Regions from separate parts of the Homo sapiens genome. Here region 1 is linked to region 2. A link is a loop called in an ENCODE intact Hi-C map of the cell type or tissue named here. Cell type or tissue: heart left ventricle. All regions are shown on one strand. Links, peaks and the distances in the headings refer to the core of each region. The heading gives the core; the rest is flanking DNA.

Region 1 (8,348 bases), core at 204-8,203, 49 kb before region 2:
CGATACTCTTGGCCACACAATTTGGCATGGAAATGTTAAATCCATTCCTTGTAAATCTGTAATAAGTCATCTGTTTTTGTTTAGAGTTTTATGTGGAAATAATTTTTCAAAATGTATTTTTTACTTTCTATTCTTGATATATTTTAGAAGTTTATTATCTTCTACAAAACAATTATTTCATAGAAATGTTTAAATGTATTAGCATTGAGTATACAATAGTCTCATAATTTTAATATCCTACTTAAACATTGTTACATTCCTTTTCTCTCTTGAAAAATTTTTATCTCGTTATTATAGTTTCCACAAGTTTAGCTTTACTATTTTTCCCCAAAGAATCAACTCTCATGGTTTCCCTTGCAGTTCAACTGTTTTTTTGTTGTTCTCTAATTTCCTTACTTTAATTCCTTCCTTCCTGTTTCTTTTATTCCTCTCTTCTGTGTGTGTGTGTGTATGTGTGTGTGTGTCCTTTTAATTTTTTCTGGACCATTCTAAGTTGAAGGTTTAGTTTGCTTTTTTTGTGTTGTTGTTTAACCATGTAATCACATTCGAATTTAGCTTTGAACCACTTATATTAGTTTTAATATAGGGTTCTCATTTTTATTGTTCTAATAGTCTACAGTTATAAATTTTAATCACTTTTTTATCTCACATATCATTTAGATGACAATTTGGAATTTTTGTTTACTGCTTTTGCTTTACAAACTTGGTTCCCTCTTTGAATTTTGTCTTACATAACAGCAGAGTTTCATTTTTATGTGTGTGTTAAAACAATCTATCATTTGCAATGACATAGATGAACCTAGAGAACATTATGTGAACTGAAATAAGCCAGGCACAGAAAGGCAAATACTGCATTATCTCACTTTTGTGTGGAATCTAAATAAGGTGAACTCTTAGAAGCAGAAGTAGAATGGTGGTTACCAGGGGCTGTGTGGTGGTGAAGGGTCGGGGCAATGTAGGGGTTGAGATTGCAGAGATGTTGGTGAAAGGATACAAAATTTCAGATAGATAGAAGAAATAAGTTCAAGAGACTGTGACTATAGTTAGTGGCAATACACTGTATACTTGAATATTGCTAAGAGAGTATATTTCAAGTGTTCTTTCTCACCACATAAAAATGATAAGTAGCTGAGGTAATACATATGTTAATTAATTTAATTTACCCATTTCACAATGTGTATATATTTCAAAACATCATATTGTATATCATAAGTATATAAATTTTTATTTTGTCAATTAAAAAACACTGAGCTGAAAGTCTTACGGGAGGAGTCTGAGAGTGATTTCAAGTCCCTTGATATACTTGACACTGAAATATCTCACTCACTATCCGAGTTCATGGGCAGTCTCTAACTAGCAGTTTACCTTTTCTTCTAATTGTGCTTCACTATGGTTGATGTTTGTGTGTGTTGTTGGCTTTTTTTTTTTAACAAAAAGCTACTCAAAGAAATCAAAAGACTCTGGGAGTTAGTAACTTCTAATACCTTAGGCAGAAAGATCAAACGATAAATACTATTATCACTGAGGCAGGCATTATCTTCCCAAAGGGATTTAAAATCTATGTGGCAATGACAATAATTGTTATGCATATGTGCTGATGGTCTGAGAACAAAACAATACTACCAATATCTATATAATGCTTTGAGTTTTATAATTGATATTTGGCAAGTGCCAATTTTATGGCTGAAATTCCTAGGCCCATCATGACATGATTTGTTATTAAATGTCTGTAATTATAGAGTCTAATCATGAGAAAATAGCTCACTATACCCACAAGGAATAGCTGATAGAAAGACATTACACAACTTCATGCTAGCTTCCTGAGAAGCTGCAATACAAACCACAAAACCTGAATTTCCCTGGGGTTCTCTGTTTAGGTGTTGGCTCTGGTGAAATGAACACTCAAGAATTGATCTGAAAAGAACAATTCTAAAAAGTAGAAGTAATGGTAGAATAACAAATTTATATGTGATACATGTGTTTCTTATTAGGAAACATTTGAAAGTGTTATTGATAAATAACAAAATTGGAATGTTCCAAAATGTTAAAGCACCTAAAATAGTGTACTTATACAGGTATTCTATGATAAACTTGGATAAACTGTCAAACTCTTTTTTCTAAGAACAGATTACTTTTTACTCACTTTCTGTCTTTATAGTTGTTTTATTCTCAAATAAAATAACTCACTGTTATGTTTGGTTATTATTCCCAATTTATTCTTTCTTTTCAAAAAACCAACTTCTCATTTATTTTTTCAGAATCATGTGCTATCAAAAATGCATTAAAAATTGTCAAAGCTTTTAAATATGCAACTTTTCTTTGAAAGTATTAGTTTATATACTAGTCTAGTGAAGTCATAAAAAGACTTACCCCAGTATTTTAACTACATTTTTACTGCTGTTTCTCCCCCTCCTTTATCATCACTTCTTCCTTTGCACTAAGCATTGGTATATTCCAGAATTCTAGCCTGGTATCCTTCTCTTTTCATCTGTATTTTCCTGTCTAGGCAAATCCATAATTCTGATTCAATTATTTCTCACCTATCTAACACAGTATCTGACCATCTTTCACAAAATCGACACAACTCAAACAAGCACACTATCTGAAAAACAAGTCAACAAAGAAGATGTGAATCTTAAACACGAACAAAGAAAAACTTGATCCTGTTAACATCCCCCTGGCTCAAGCAAACCCTGGCCTTTTCAGTTGTGTTAGTCTATAAACCCCCTTTGTCATACTCTGGATTGTCTTTTCTCTCACGTGCCATCAGAACATACAAAAGCTAACACTAAGAATGGAACAATGCAAATGACAAACACTAAATTCATAATTGGAAGAATCAAGGAGGGAGGAGGACTCTAACACTTCGTGCTGGGTAACACTTGTAATTTGGTAACGGAGGTTACAAATAGGTAAATTTACACACGTATTAGCTTGGTGTTCAGAAGCTATCCTTACTGAGACAATAGAACTAATCGTCTTGAATTTAAAAAATGTAGAATTGTGGCATATGCTTGCTAGTTCTTATGGTTCACTGTAAGTCTTCTTTTTAAAAAGAAGCTGACATTGAAATCTGTTCCTCTAAGTAAAGACAGGAAGAAAAAAATATATGGCTTTACCAAGAAATACCTTTCTTGCCTGAGACTTTCCATTCGAGGTCACAGAAAAATTTGAAAGTTCAGACAGCTGGATTCTCTCCTCCAAACTAAAGTTATTGCCAGCAAAAGCAGGGAAGTAGGAGCAATCACAGGAGGTAATATTAAAACCAGAGAGAAGCCATCCTCCTCAGGATTCTTCGAAAAGCTCCTCTTTTAAACTACACTTAGAGGGATGGTCACCTCAGTATAAAGATCCCACATCAGCCCCAGTCCTTATGTTAAATGGCCCAAGGCAGGGGCAAGATGCAGATTCTCAGGGTAAGGAAGATAGGCAGAGCAATGTGTCAGGCGGGTATTAATTAAGAAAAACATGGGGCCTAGTTCTCATACAAAGACCAGCTTGAGGAGATTTCTGGCCTTTGGCACTGGCCCATGGAATTGTCTAGAGGACAGATTGAAAGTCCACTTAAGTTTTAATGGAATTGTCCTATCAACACTGGAATAAAACAGGCTGCAAGTACAACCACTAAAGCATATCCCAAATTCCTAATCGGATAGCAAGGGAAACAGATGGGGGATACCCAACACACACATCTCACACATGACCACTGAGGACAAAAATAAGGAAAACTATAGAGTAAAATACAACTAGGGTGACTAATTCAGGTCTGCTGACAAAAGAACTTACAGTGTCAGGGAAAATGGAGCAAATAATCCTTGCTATTCTTTTTGAGCCAGATAGGCCACCGTGTTTTGTTTCCCATTCTTTCCATCCAATGGAAGTTTTGTGGTACATATTTGTATTTTCTATCAATGTGTTTTGCATATGACAAAGATAAACTCTCTACTTGTTTGATGATGCTTGATGACCATGAGGAACTACACCCAGACCTGATGAGAAGGAATTAATATTGACCAGAGGCCATAGACTTGGAGTGAATGTAGTAACTGGGAAAAAGGAATTTAAGAATAAGGTTCTGTTTGTACTTTTGCTAGCCTAAGGGATGGATTATAGTTTTTTTTTTTAATTTGCCAGGACCCATGCCCCCTATATTATTCAAATGTAGCTCTATTCTCAACTTCAATGGTAAAGTAGCACCATACACCTGGCCAAATGGTGCAGAGCAGCATTGGATCAGGAATGGGCAAGTGACCAAACTGATTCAATGAGAAGAAATTACAGGTCAAACATGGAAGGGACCTGGTTCAGGATACAAGGCAAAGGCCCATTTTATGATGAGGAGAGTCTGTAGCTGAATATGAACCCAACAGAGGGGAAGCAGAGCTCAACGATGAAGAGAAAGAAACTGAGTCTTACTAATTGCATCAGACCCTGAATTGAGAGACTGAAAGCTTACATTTATCTAACTCTGGATTTTTCAGTAACATAAGCTAATTAATTATCTTTTTAGTTAGACACGCTTGAGATTGAATTTGCATTCACTTTGAACAGGAAAATAAAATCCCAACTAACTTTCTGAATTTATTTCTCCCTCCCCCTTGCACAATTTTATACCATAGCCACACCAAGCATAACCAATATTTTCACCTTTTAGAGACTTGGTTCTTATTAGGCTTCTGACTGGATGTTTATTTCTCTTCCCTCCCTGGAAAACTTCTATTTACCCACTAAAGCTCAGCTATCTGTTTTCTTCCTTTGTAAAGACCTCTCCAAACTTCTAAACAGATTCATATGTTTCCAAAGTCATCATCATTTCTAAGACTACAACAAAAACATGTGATCTGCTGTGTATGTCTCTCACATATGATACAGAGGTTTCGTCAATCAGCGATGGGGTTTTGTTTTTCACACTGTATTTGTTATTTTGGCTTTAAGCAGAAAATTACTATACAGGATTTAGAATAATTTGTAACAAGGCATTGGCAATAGCAGTTATACTGTTATTTCCAAAATGTGTGGTCCTTTTGAAAATCTTTAAGTATACTACTTCTTTTCTAAGCAAGAAAGTTATAATTCTTGAATAACTATGCTTATTTGTAATATTTTCACACAGAGTAGAAACTGGAGTGTTACGGCCTAAATATATTCAAATTTTGTGTGCTTTGTCTCTGTTGAGTTCCACCAGAATTTCTTTTTTTCTTTTCATTTACTCCTATATCAGTACTTCAGTTGGCTAAAAATAACACTTTGCTGAAGGCTCATAAACAAGAGTATTTTAAGGCGGACAACAAACTATTTTTAAGGTGCATGTTTTAAATGCCTGACTTTGGATGATGTGCCACCTACTTTAATGCTCAAAAGAAAAAGTGACACAACTGTAGAAATAATTATCAAACTATTTTAAGTATTATACTGGTGGCCAAAAGAGAGAACATTTATTTTTAAGTTAGGATGTTACAAAAAATCATATCCTCTTTTTCCTTGAGTTCAAGTTTCATATGGTGTTTTATAAGCTGTTTTTCTTATGCTTATGGCACAATGCTAACTGTTTTTATTAGGAAATGGCCTCCTGGCTAAGTGCCTACTCATTGTATTACAGCATTTTCCCTCAGCTGTAGCAGAACAACAAACCAACAAGTTCACACTTCCTTATTAATTCTGGAAAACCCTTACCATGCATAACACAGCATGAACCTTTTTATATCTTGACAATTGCTGGAAGTGTTTTATTTTATAACAGAATTTTAAGAATATCCTAATTAAATAGCAAACAGTGGTTACTATGGAAACCATGTTCATAAGTTTTATAATTGTCTTTAAAAATGTTAATTGTCTTCCAAAGCTGTGACTTAGGCTATTAATAACTTGTAAACCTGTTGTTTTTCTCTTCTCAGTGGTTTCTTGCTTTTTGAATACAGCATTATAGTTTGATGAAAGATGATATAAGTGATCATCTTTAAATTATTGATGTTTCCCACAATTTATGGGAACAATTCAAATCTCTTAAGTCGGTTCAATTATGTTTAGCCTAAGGCCATCTCCTTACATATTTTAAGTTCACCCTAAATGTTTCTCTGTACATCCTGAACTATAAACTAAATGGAGTTGTAACCTACTCTTAGGCCAATCACCAAGTTTTGGCCAATCAGATGTGGCCAACTGTTCAAACCCTGTTCAAATAAGGCAAACACCAAGCTGTAACCAACCTAGCTGTTTCTGCACCTCACTTATGTTTTCTGTACATCACTTTGCTTTTTCTGTCCCTACATCCGTGGCTGTGCTGAAGTCATGGAGCCTACTCTGGCTCAGGAGGCTGCTGATTCATGATTCACGAATAGTTCTTTGCTCTATTAAACTCTCTTAAATTTAATTCAACTAAAGTTTTTCTTTTAACAAGTCTTAAAAGTGAAGCTGGGAAGCTTGCACCTATTAGCATCCAAATGGAAACACTTACTTGTGCTTGGGATAGAAACAATGTCAAAATAAGGAAAAGTGTGGATTAATAGAAAATAGATCTTTAGTGTATTCCTACTTTAGTTGCCATCCATTTGCTCCTCCATTTTCTATATTTGTATAGGTTAGAACCTCACACTTTGTATGTTAAATATTTGCAATGCCATGTAAAAGAAAGAACCTGGACATATACTAGTCTGCATTTGATTTCTGACTTCCTGTCTATGTGACTTTATTCAGTTAATTTAATTTTTCTCAACTTCAATTCCATTGAATACAAAATGGGAAATTGATACTTTTTGTATAAATTTGTTATGAATATATTAGAGAAAATGAATTGCACATAAACAAAAGCCTAGTGACAAATAAATGGCACTCATAACAGATCCGCAACTAAACATCAACAACAACAGTAATTATCAATTGTGAGTACTTTCTTTGAGCCGCATCTTTACAAATGCTATCTATTTCAGCTGTCAGGTAAAGATTAGCAAATGCTATTGCCTTGTTTTTGCTGCTGTTTTGTTTTGCCCTTATTGCCCCAAGTTTACACATAATATATTCTCTTAAGTTAAATTTTTAGATTGGGAGAAAAGGTCACTGATATTCTGGAAAGAAAACAAAACAAAACTTAAAAGGACTACACTCATTCCAACCTCCACATCCGCCTGCCAAGAACAACAAACCTCCCTTCCAGCTTCTCCCTCCTGAGCAGCTGACATAGTTTTACCATCAGGCTCTGTAGCCTCCTCATTCCCCAAAAGTTACACATTACTTCTTTGTCTTCACTGTGCCTCCTCTCTGTCCCTTTCAGAGTTCAGGCAGCTACCCCTGCCTGATATGCCTCTCAGTCGATATCAGTTGTTGTAGACATATCTTTATTTGTTTCGGTAAGAAAAGCTTCAGATTGACCACTAACCAAGGATCATGGAGAGATTCACTGGCCCTCTCAGGGCCTGCTGCTGTTAAGTTTTGGGTGAGGTCTGTCCGGTCTGTTTGCCATTTCCATCCACCAACCCCATCTATTCACTGCCGACGTGCATGGGCATGTTGCCATGTCAGAGGTACCACAAGAAATATTTATCTTCTGAGGCTAAAAAAAAGCATAGAATTATTTCCTTTTGAAATTGATGAGCTCCATTCTTGGGTCATCAGTTTTGAACTTGACACAGCAGAGAAACAGAGAACAGTGGCTCCATTTGTCGGCTGCAGCCTTGCTCCTTGACAAACCTGAGGGCAAGTTCCTCAGGCTTGTTGAGAAGGTTTGTGCTCCAATCCCTTCAACCTTGCAAACTAAATGACATATTACACACATTTTAAAAATGAAGAAAAGGAAATAAAGAGTGATAAAGTAACTACCCATGATCATGTTACCGGAAAGGGGTCCAGATCCAGGCCCCAAAAGAGGGTTCTTGGATATCACGCAAGAAAGAATTTGGGGTGAGTCCACAGAGTAAAGTGAAAGTCAGTTTATTAAGAAAGTAAAGGAATAAAAGAATGGCTACTCCATAGGCAGAGCAGCGGCATGGGCTGCTCAACTAAGGATACTTACAGTTATTTCTTGATTATATACCAAACAAGGGCTGGGCTGTTTATGAGTTTTCCTGGACAGGGGTGGGCAATTCCCCGAACTGATGGTTCCCCCCTTTTTAGACCATAGAGGATAACAACCTGATGTTACTATGGCAACAGTAAACTGTCATGGTGCTGGTGGGTGTGTCCTTTAGCATGCTAATGTGTTATAATTAGCATATAATGAGCAGTGAGGACGACCAGAGATCTCTTTCGAGGTCATCTTGGTTTTGATGGGTTGTAGCCAGCTTCTTTACTGCAACCTGTTTTATCAGCAAGGTCTTTTTGACCTGTATCTTGTGCCGACCTCCTGTCTCATCCTG
Region 2 (8,348 bases), core at 293-8,292:
TACCAAAGATATCAGAAGAGAAAAAAAAAGTAAAAAAAAAAAAAAAATAGATAAATTCTTTCCCTTCATTCAGTGTTTTAAGCTTCTTTACTCAGATCTAATTTGACTGACTGTAAGGCAAATATAAAGTCAATCTATTGATGAACAAGATGCTATGAATAAGAATTTTAAAAATAAAGTTATATCAGCCTGGCGCGGTGGCTCACACCTGTAATTCCAGCACTTTGGGAGGCCAAGGCAGGCGGATCACGAGGTCAGGAGATCGAGACCATCTTGGCTAGTACGGTGAGACCCCGTCTCTACTAAAAATACAAAAAATTAGCCGGGCATGGTGGCGGCGCCTGTAGTCCCAGCTACTCCGGAGGCTGAGGCAGGAGAATGGCGTGAACCTGGGAGGCGGAGCTTGCAGTGAGCAGAGATCACGCCACTATGCTCCAGCCTGGGCGACAGAGCGAGACTCAGTCTCAAAAAAAAACAAACAAAAGAAAATAATAAATAAAGTTATATCAAATCACATAAATCTGCTTTTGTATATAAATTTGGAAACGCCAAAGACATTTTTCATGTCAGTCTGAAACTCGGCTTTAATTTTAAAATAATCTAGCTCAGGCTGAAAAAACTGGAATAAGAATTTGGAATTTACCATCTAATAATCACGGATCTTGAACTGTGGGGATGACTGCAGAAGGAAGACTAAAGGAAGTCAGGACTTTGCTGCTTTGGAAAATGAGACAACACTGTTCAACATCAGCAAAAGACTGATAATGACAGAGACAAATGGAAAACTCTGATATGTAATTGTGAAATATTAAAAAGATTGCTGTTTATACTCTAAGTCATTCTCAATAATTAGAATGCAACTGAGTCAACATGTAATTTTGGGCAAATGATTTAACCTCTTGGGATCTCTGTAACCTCATCAGAGATAAGGGGAGGAGAAGCACAAGTTTACTTCTCTAAGTAGGGGTATGGACAAGATGATATATTATGTTTGTTTTTTTATATCAGACTTTCGATTCTGTAATGTATGAAGAGGCAAAAGAGGTCCTTTTTTCCCTGTAATATCAACTTTATCCTTTTTTATTTTTTAAATATCAGAGAAGTGAGTAGGAACAGATATCAAGTTGAGTCGTTCCCCAACTCTGTTTCCCACACAGTCTCTTGGGAAAGAGCTGCCGCCCTGACTGTAAGTGCTCCATGAATCAAGCCCTGGGATTAAAGGAGAGCTTTTGCAATGACTCTCTGAGGTTTTGGCTCTGAGAAGGAATGCCGGAATTTTAAGAGTTTCGACATATTCTGTATCATTATATCCCTATGCTTCAATAAGTTTAAAATAAAACTTTTAGAAGAAGTGTTTCCCAAATACCCAGGCACTGAGGACTGCATGGTGACCTCCTAAGGAACTTTAAAAGAATACCCAGGGCCCCACCCCTGAGAGTCTCATCTCATGATTTGTGCATTTAAGAGCAATGGGAAGGAGGAAACTTGAAAGTAACCTAATGCCTTTGCACTGCAGGCATCTGAGACCTGGAATGGGACCCCATTTCCTCACAGCACTGCAAAACCCACCAAGGCTGTATCTCACAACCTTCTGAGGGACTTTGGATATTTTAAGTTGTTTCTGTTGGCATCATACAGCACAGAATAGAAGGCCTATAATAAGAAAATAGAATAATTCTGTCCTCCCTTCACCTCCTTTCCTCACTACTTCTCAAACGAATCAACAACAAAACAATTTTGGTGGTTTTTCAAGAAAGGAATGTGATGAGGCCTGTTTCATTTTTAAAACAGTAGCTGTTGAAGCTATTTCCTTTGACTCTGATCAGACATTATGCTGCATTTCTTCCAAAGTAGATCGCTAATATTGTTTTTTAAGGGTTTTTTTGTTTTGTTGTTTTTTAACCTACTAAATTGCATTTCTGAAAATAACTTATTGAAATAATGGATATGAAAATGTCTGGATTAGTGTCTGGCACTTAGAAGCCAGTTAATAAATGCCCATTTTATAATGGAGAACTATTAAATTTATTTGTAAAAACAAGAACCCTTATTTAATAGATTTTATAGACTTTACGCTATTGTGCTTCGTGAACCTGGGCATAAATCAGAATCTTCCAGAGACGTAAACAGTATCATGTGTATTTTTTGTCTGTTCGTTTGTTTTTAGGGTTTGTTTTTGTTTTTGTTTTTTGTTTAAAGCAAATCACCTTTGCTCATCTTCCAGTAAAGCAAGTCCAGTCAACTCTGCTATCCACATGACCGGGAAAACTGTCTGTTGAGAGTTGAGACTGCTCAATATCACACGAATTTTGCATCACCAAAAAATTGTGAAAATATGCCATATTTGGCTGCTAATCTATATGCTAAAATTATATACAACTTATATGGTAACCCTTGTCTAAGAGTTATCTTCAAATCCTATGGGAATTAACATACTTTTCAAGAAATTCTTGCCTAGTACATAAACTTTTCATCATAATTTCTATAAATTGTGTTATAATTTCCAATAATTTTTTCAAGAACAAAATGTGAGTTTGTGAAAACTTAGATGGACCCAAGATGATTATGAACATCAACACCTGAGTAGTTTCATTACATGTCTGTTAAATCTAATCTCTGAGGAAGAAGTAACAGGTTAAAGCATAATTCAATGAGTGACAAAAATATGGCTTACCTTGAGTTATGTTTTGTAAATGACTGCCTATCGACATTAACAATTTTACCAAGATAAATAAATATATAGGAGGGGGACAATACACGGACAATAAATATACTGTGTTTCCATTTCTCAAGGTAACACTGATGACAACCCCCCCAACTATTGTTATTTGGGAGCCCATCAGGTGTCAAAGTGCTGTATGTGCTGACAGATTTTAAGGACAGTAAGCAATTATTTCTGTGATGTGATTTAAACATAGCAAGCAGGCCAGGATGCCTTTCCAAACTCTTTACTTGTGTGATTGATGCCCAACATTCCAGAAAGCTTAATCCCTCAAATCAGAGGTTCTAATCAGGGTATCCTTCAGTGTTTTAAAATACTGTATCTTAAAAGGCAGCTATCCAAGCCTCACCCCAGAACAACTGAATCAGTATATTTGCAGGTTGGATAAAGTATGTGTGAAAAGTTTGATCTCTGTGAAATACCAATCCCACTCCCCATCCCATTCACACTCTTAATAGAGCTCTCCATTAAAGCCATTTTCGAGCATTTGCATTTTAGTATGAATTATGTAGCAGATTTGGGCGGGGGGAAGGAAAATGAGATGAGTCCATCAATATAATAGTATAAAGACTCAGGTACAAATTGCAGAAAATGGTGAACTTATTCTTGTATATTAAGTCTAGAAGAAATATATAAGAAAATAAAATCTTACAGGACTTAGAGTGAACAATCCCCCAGCTCAATTATTTTTACAAAGAAGCTGTAAAATAGTACATTTCTGTAATTGTTTGAAAGACTTGCAAAAATTTGCAAACTGGAGAAAAAATGAAATTTAAGTTGACAAATTACAAAAAAACCCTTATCTACAAATAAATAGCAACAATACAGAGATGAATAATATTTTGCAGTGCTTATGAGCACTTACAAAACAACTTTCACATATTTTATGTCATTTAAACATCAGACTGTCATTATTGTTTTGTAGAATTAGGTAAAAGTAGATAGCGGATATCCTTATCTTACAGATGAAGAAACTCAAAGAGGTCACAGGGCTTTGCCAAGGTCCCATCAACAGGACCGAGGAATCTATGATTGAATCTGTTTGCCTAATGTTAAATATTCCACTTACTATATCTCAGTGCTCCCTGGAGAATAATCAGAATCTGATCCTTTAAGATATAATTTCCATCTTCGCATTCTAACAATTAAAATATATAAACAGTCTTTTTCACCAGAAAAACAATCTTTTGGGGTCCTTCATCAAATCCTAAGGGATCATCTCATTAGTTGTTTCTTAGCTAAGTTCCAAACTGTTGTTGGTAGCATGAAGAACATCTGAATTAATACCAAAAGTCTTTGATATTACAGTAGGCTGCAGATTCCTTCAGTACCCCTTCAAGTCATCTCTATTCTATTGTGTCCGTGTCATTAGGACATAGGGAAAATCTGTTCAACTATAATCACCTTGTCTTCCAAATAAAGACAATGGTAGCCTCCAATCTTGGATTTCCAAATTTATCTTGGGAATTTCACTATCTACAATCTATAGGTGGGAGATGTGAAAGCAAAGTCAACACAATAATGGCTGACTCTTTTTCTGCTTTAGCTTCTATTTCTCTTTTGTTCTATGAGTCTGCCTAAATATCTACCAACTGTGCTCGTCTTTACAAATAATTATCTTTGGTCTCATTGATTTTCTCTAATTTTTTCTCTTTTTTTTAATTTCCACCCTGATTTTATTATTTCTGTCTTCTTTTTTGGCATTGGATTTGCTGCTCTTATTTTCCCAGCTTCTTAAAGTAAAAGCTTAGACTATTGATTTATCTTTCTTCCTTTCAACTGTAAGTGCTTAAAGTTATAAATTTACCTCTAAGCACAGACTTTGTCCTGTTGTTTATTTCCAATTTAATGTGTTGTGGTTGGGGGATATACTTAGTAAAATTTCAATCTATTTTAAGTTACTGAAACTTGTTTTATGTCCTAGCATAAAGTCTATCATGGAGAATGATTCAAGTGCATGGAAAAAACTGTGGATTCTGCTATTGCTGAGTGAAAGGTTCTCTATATATCAGGTCAAATTGGATGATAGCTCTTTTCAATACTTCCACACCCTTATTCCTTTCTATTTAGTTGGCTTGTCAATTACTGAGAAAAGAATATTGAAATCTCCAACTATAACCAAGTTTGAGAGTTGTCTGTTTTTCTTACAATTCTGGAAGATTTTGCTTAATTTATTTAGGGATTCTGTTTTAGGCACATGTAGACTGGTAATTGCTTAATCTTCCTGATATGTCGGGCACTTTATCAAGTAGAAAAATCTCTTTCTGTCATTAGTAATATTTCTTCTCTTAAAATCTACTTTAATATTAATGTAGCTATTCCAGCTTACTTATAGCTAATGTTTGAATGGTATATCTGTTTTAATAATTTTGCTTTCAATCTATGCATGTCTTTGGATCTAAAGTATTTCTCTTATAGTAAACATAGGGTTAGATCTTCCTTTTTGTATTCAATTTGGCAATCTCTGTCTTTCCATTGGAGTGCTTAATCTATTTAAAGTTATGACTGTTATGGTTGGATTTATATTTTGCTATTTTTTTCTTTATCTCATGACTTTATCATTTCTTATTCCTCTTTTACTGTCTTTCTTTGTGATAAATGGACACTTTTATTATATCATATTACTTGGTTACTTTTAGGTATATATAAATATTTATATTTTATATGTATAATAATTCTTAATTAACTTTTTTCTCATTCAACATTTTAAATACGTCATTGCACACTGTCTTCTGGCCTTTTTTTTCTGATAAAAAATCAGTCATTAGTTATGTTGTTTCCCTGTGGTTTGGACTGAATGTTTGTTTTCCTACCAAATTCATATGTTGTAATCCTGATCCTTAGTGCAATGGTGTTAGGAGGTGGGGCCTTTGGGAAGTAATTAGGTAATGATAGTAGAGTCTTCATGAATAGTATGAGTGCTCTTATAAAAGAGACCCCAGAGAGCACTCTAGCTCTCCTTCTGTGAGGACACAAAAAACAAAAATACAAAAACAAAAAAACAAAAAAACAAAAAAAAAACAGGCAGACTGCAACTCAGAAGAAGGGACTCACTAGAACCCAACCCATGTTGACATGATTCTTTCTTCTGCCAATCACAAATCTGTTGATAAGAGCTCTGAGTATTGCGAGTATTCTAAAGGGTATTCAGTGTATTCCAGTTACTGTAATTTTCAACTGTAGATTTTCTATTTGTTTCTTCTCAAATAGTTCCCATTTCACTACAAAGATTCCTTATTTAGTAACTCACTATCATCCTAGTTTGCCTTAATTCTTCAGCGTTTCCTTTACACCTTTGAGCCTATTTATAATAGCTACTCTTAAGTCATTGCTAAATCCAATATTTGTACCCACTCAGAGTCAGTTTCTACTGACTGCTTCTGCAAATAAGTATAAGCCACATTTTACTGAGTGTCTTATAATTTTTGTTTGAAACGTATACATTTTAGATTATATGCTATAACAATTCTAGATCCTTTATTTTTCTGAGGACTATTAATCTAATTTTTTTGGTCTAAATTTACAGAATCTATCTGTGTTTGCTGATGTCTCTGCTCAGGGTTTCTATTCTTACACTTATTTTTCAGCCTGGTGTCCTAGGTGTTGCATCTCGTATCTGCCTAGCTAAGAGGTCAGCTAATTATTTGAGCAGAGGTTTTGTTCAAACACCTGGAGCATGTTAGGCTTCCAGCCCTCTCAATCCATCTGTAAGTACTTTGAAAAACATATTCAAAGTTGCAGCTTGTTCTCAAGTCTCCATAGGACTTTTTTCCTTTTTATATTTCTGTGTCTGTTTGATCTGTCCTGCACATTTAAAGTTTCCCAGTGAAGCAACAGTTGTAGAGAGCTTATCTCAGCACTTCTATGGCTCCCTTGTTTCCAGACTCTGCCTGTGAAATGTCTGGCTAGAAGGTTTTCCCTGCTCATTCACAATTCAGTCCACCACTACTTTCAATTAGCAAAGCTGGAATTTTTGTCTCCTACCCTGATTGAGTCAGTCTGTCCCCTTTAAGAGTAGAGCCACTGGTTTTTGCATCCAGCCACAACTTGTAAGACTAGGGTTCCTGTTATCCAAGCAGGGACAACTGGGAATGTGAACAGTCCCAAAGAGATGGCCAGAGATTCCTGCTTTCCACTTGCATTTTCCAATTTTTAAGAAGTCAGACTAGAAGTTGTTATTCTCAGTCCATGGATATTCAAGTTAGCCAAGCAAAAGAGAACACTAGTACATCAAACTTAGAACCTTGGTTTATTCGTTTTTATGTTATTACTGTTCCTTGCAATAAAAATGCTTCCTTCTCTCAGATAGGGAAAAAAAATATTTCCCATGTATATATGTGGTACACTACCGCATTAGATAAGCACATTTTAATTTACTAATTATACAGAGTCACTCCAAAGTAACTAAAGTACTTTAAGGCTAATTTGTTTAAGTAAAAATAAGTATGCAAGTATATTGGGCATAAGGAAATAATTTCTGAAAGAAATTCAAGTTCATGATGGAGTAGAAACTTTAAACAGACATATCTAATAAAACTGAAGCATTGCTCAGAAAATGTATAAATGTAATAAATAAAGAATTTAACTTGAGAGTTAATTAAAAAATTAACAATCCTTTAGAAAATAAATTGAGTTAATAAACATAAAAACAGATTTTTATCGATTAAAATTAAATTATTAGAATTTTTAAATGTAAGAATTTTTTGCTTTTAAATATAACAAAATAGATTAATCATTAAAAGTTAACCAAGAAAAAGAGTAGAAGTGCAAATACAAAATATTGAAATGTTTCTGTGGAAATAACTACAATCAGAAATTACCAGAATTATGAGTAGATATTTTGCTCAACTCTGCTCAATGACAATGAGAACTTGTATAAAATAGGTTATTTTCTGGGAACATGAAAATTAATTCCAGAAACAGTCAAAAATATTACTAACATTGATAATCCAAAAAATGTCACTATAAAATTATTATTCCTGAAAATCCAAGGTTCAAACTCTTTCTCAAGGTTTTCTACCAAACCTGAAAGGAAAAGATAACTACAATGAAATCTATGCAGTTTAAAAATACAGGGAAAAAACTGAAAGAACTCAAGCACTCTTTAGAAAATGATTATAATATGGATCTAGAACCCAAAAGCAATAGCAGGAACAAAAGCTAAGTAGAAATCAGTCTTATTTCATGATTATGAATGTGAAAATAATAGTAAACAGAACCCAAGAGCACATTAAAATAATAATACAGCATGAGAAGGGTTATTTAGTCTAATGAGAGGATGGATAAATGTTAGCATATCTATGTATTAATTTCAAATATTAATGAAGGAGTCACTGAAGAAAAATCATATACTAATTTTCATATTTTAGATACTGAAAGAGCATTTAACAGAAAGCTAACATAATTGTAAATATTGTCAATAACATGGAAATAAGTTGACATTTCAGTTATGTAAATCATGCTTAATATAGAAATATTAGCAGCACTTTAATTGAAATAGAAAATAATACAAGTATATATTTTATTACTATTATAATTAACATTATTCTGGATGTATCAGTATAATTAGATTAGAAAAAATATATAAAATTCGAAATTAGGAAAATAATATTATCATTATATTTAA

What was found. Peaks named below come from ENCODE experiments on the same cell type or tissue, not always from the same donor. Only the 100,000 strongest peaks of a DNase experiment are listed, where the experiment ranks them.
Region 1: a loop joins it to region 2, with 1.9 times the contacts of the local background. A loop is called at or near these places in 8 of 110 quality-filtered maps.

What each region holds. Positions count from the first base shown.
Region 1 is chr4:158,001,584-158,009,931 of GRCh38, forward strand. The region is part of intron 1 of LOC105377509 (a long non-coding RNA gene); the gene reads right to left. LOC124900801 (a long non-coding RNA gene) reads right to left here and starts at 8,172. Exons shown (of 2, transcript XR_007058348.1): 1 at 8,006-8,172; 2 at 7,315-7,546. In heart left ventricle, for the core only: no CTCF peak of the experiment used is centred there; no DNase peak of the experiment used is centred there; H3K27ac peaks cover 2,939 bases.
Region 2 is chr4:158,050,301-158,058,648 of GRCh38, forward strand. No RefSeq gene overlaps it. Among named protein-coding and RNA genes, the nearest start is that of GASK1B-AS1, 120 kb to the right of the region's middle. In heart left ventricle, for the core only: no CTCF peak of the experiment used is centred there; no DNase peak of the experiment used is centred there; H3K27ac peaks cover 4,718 bases.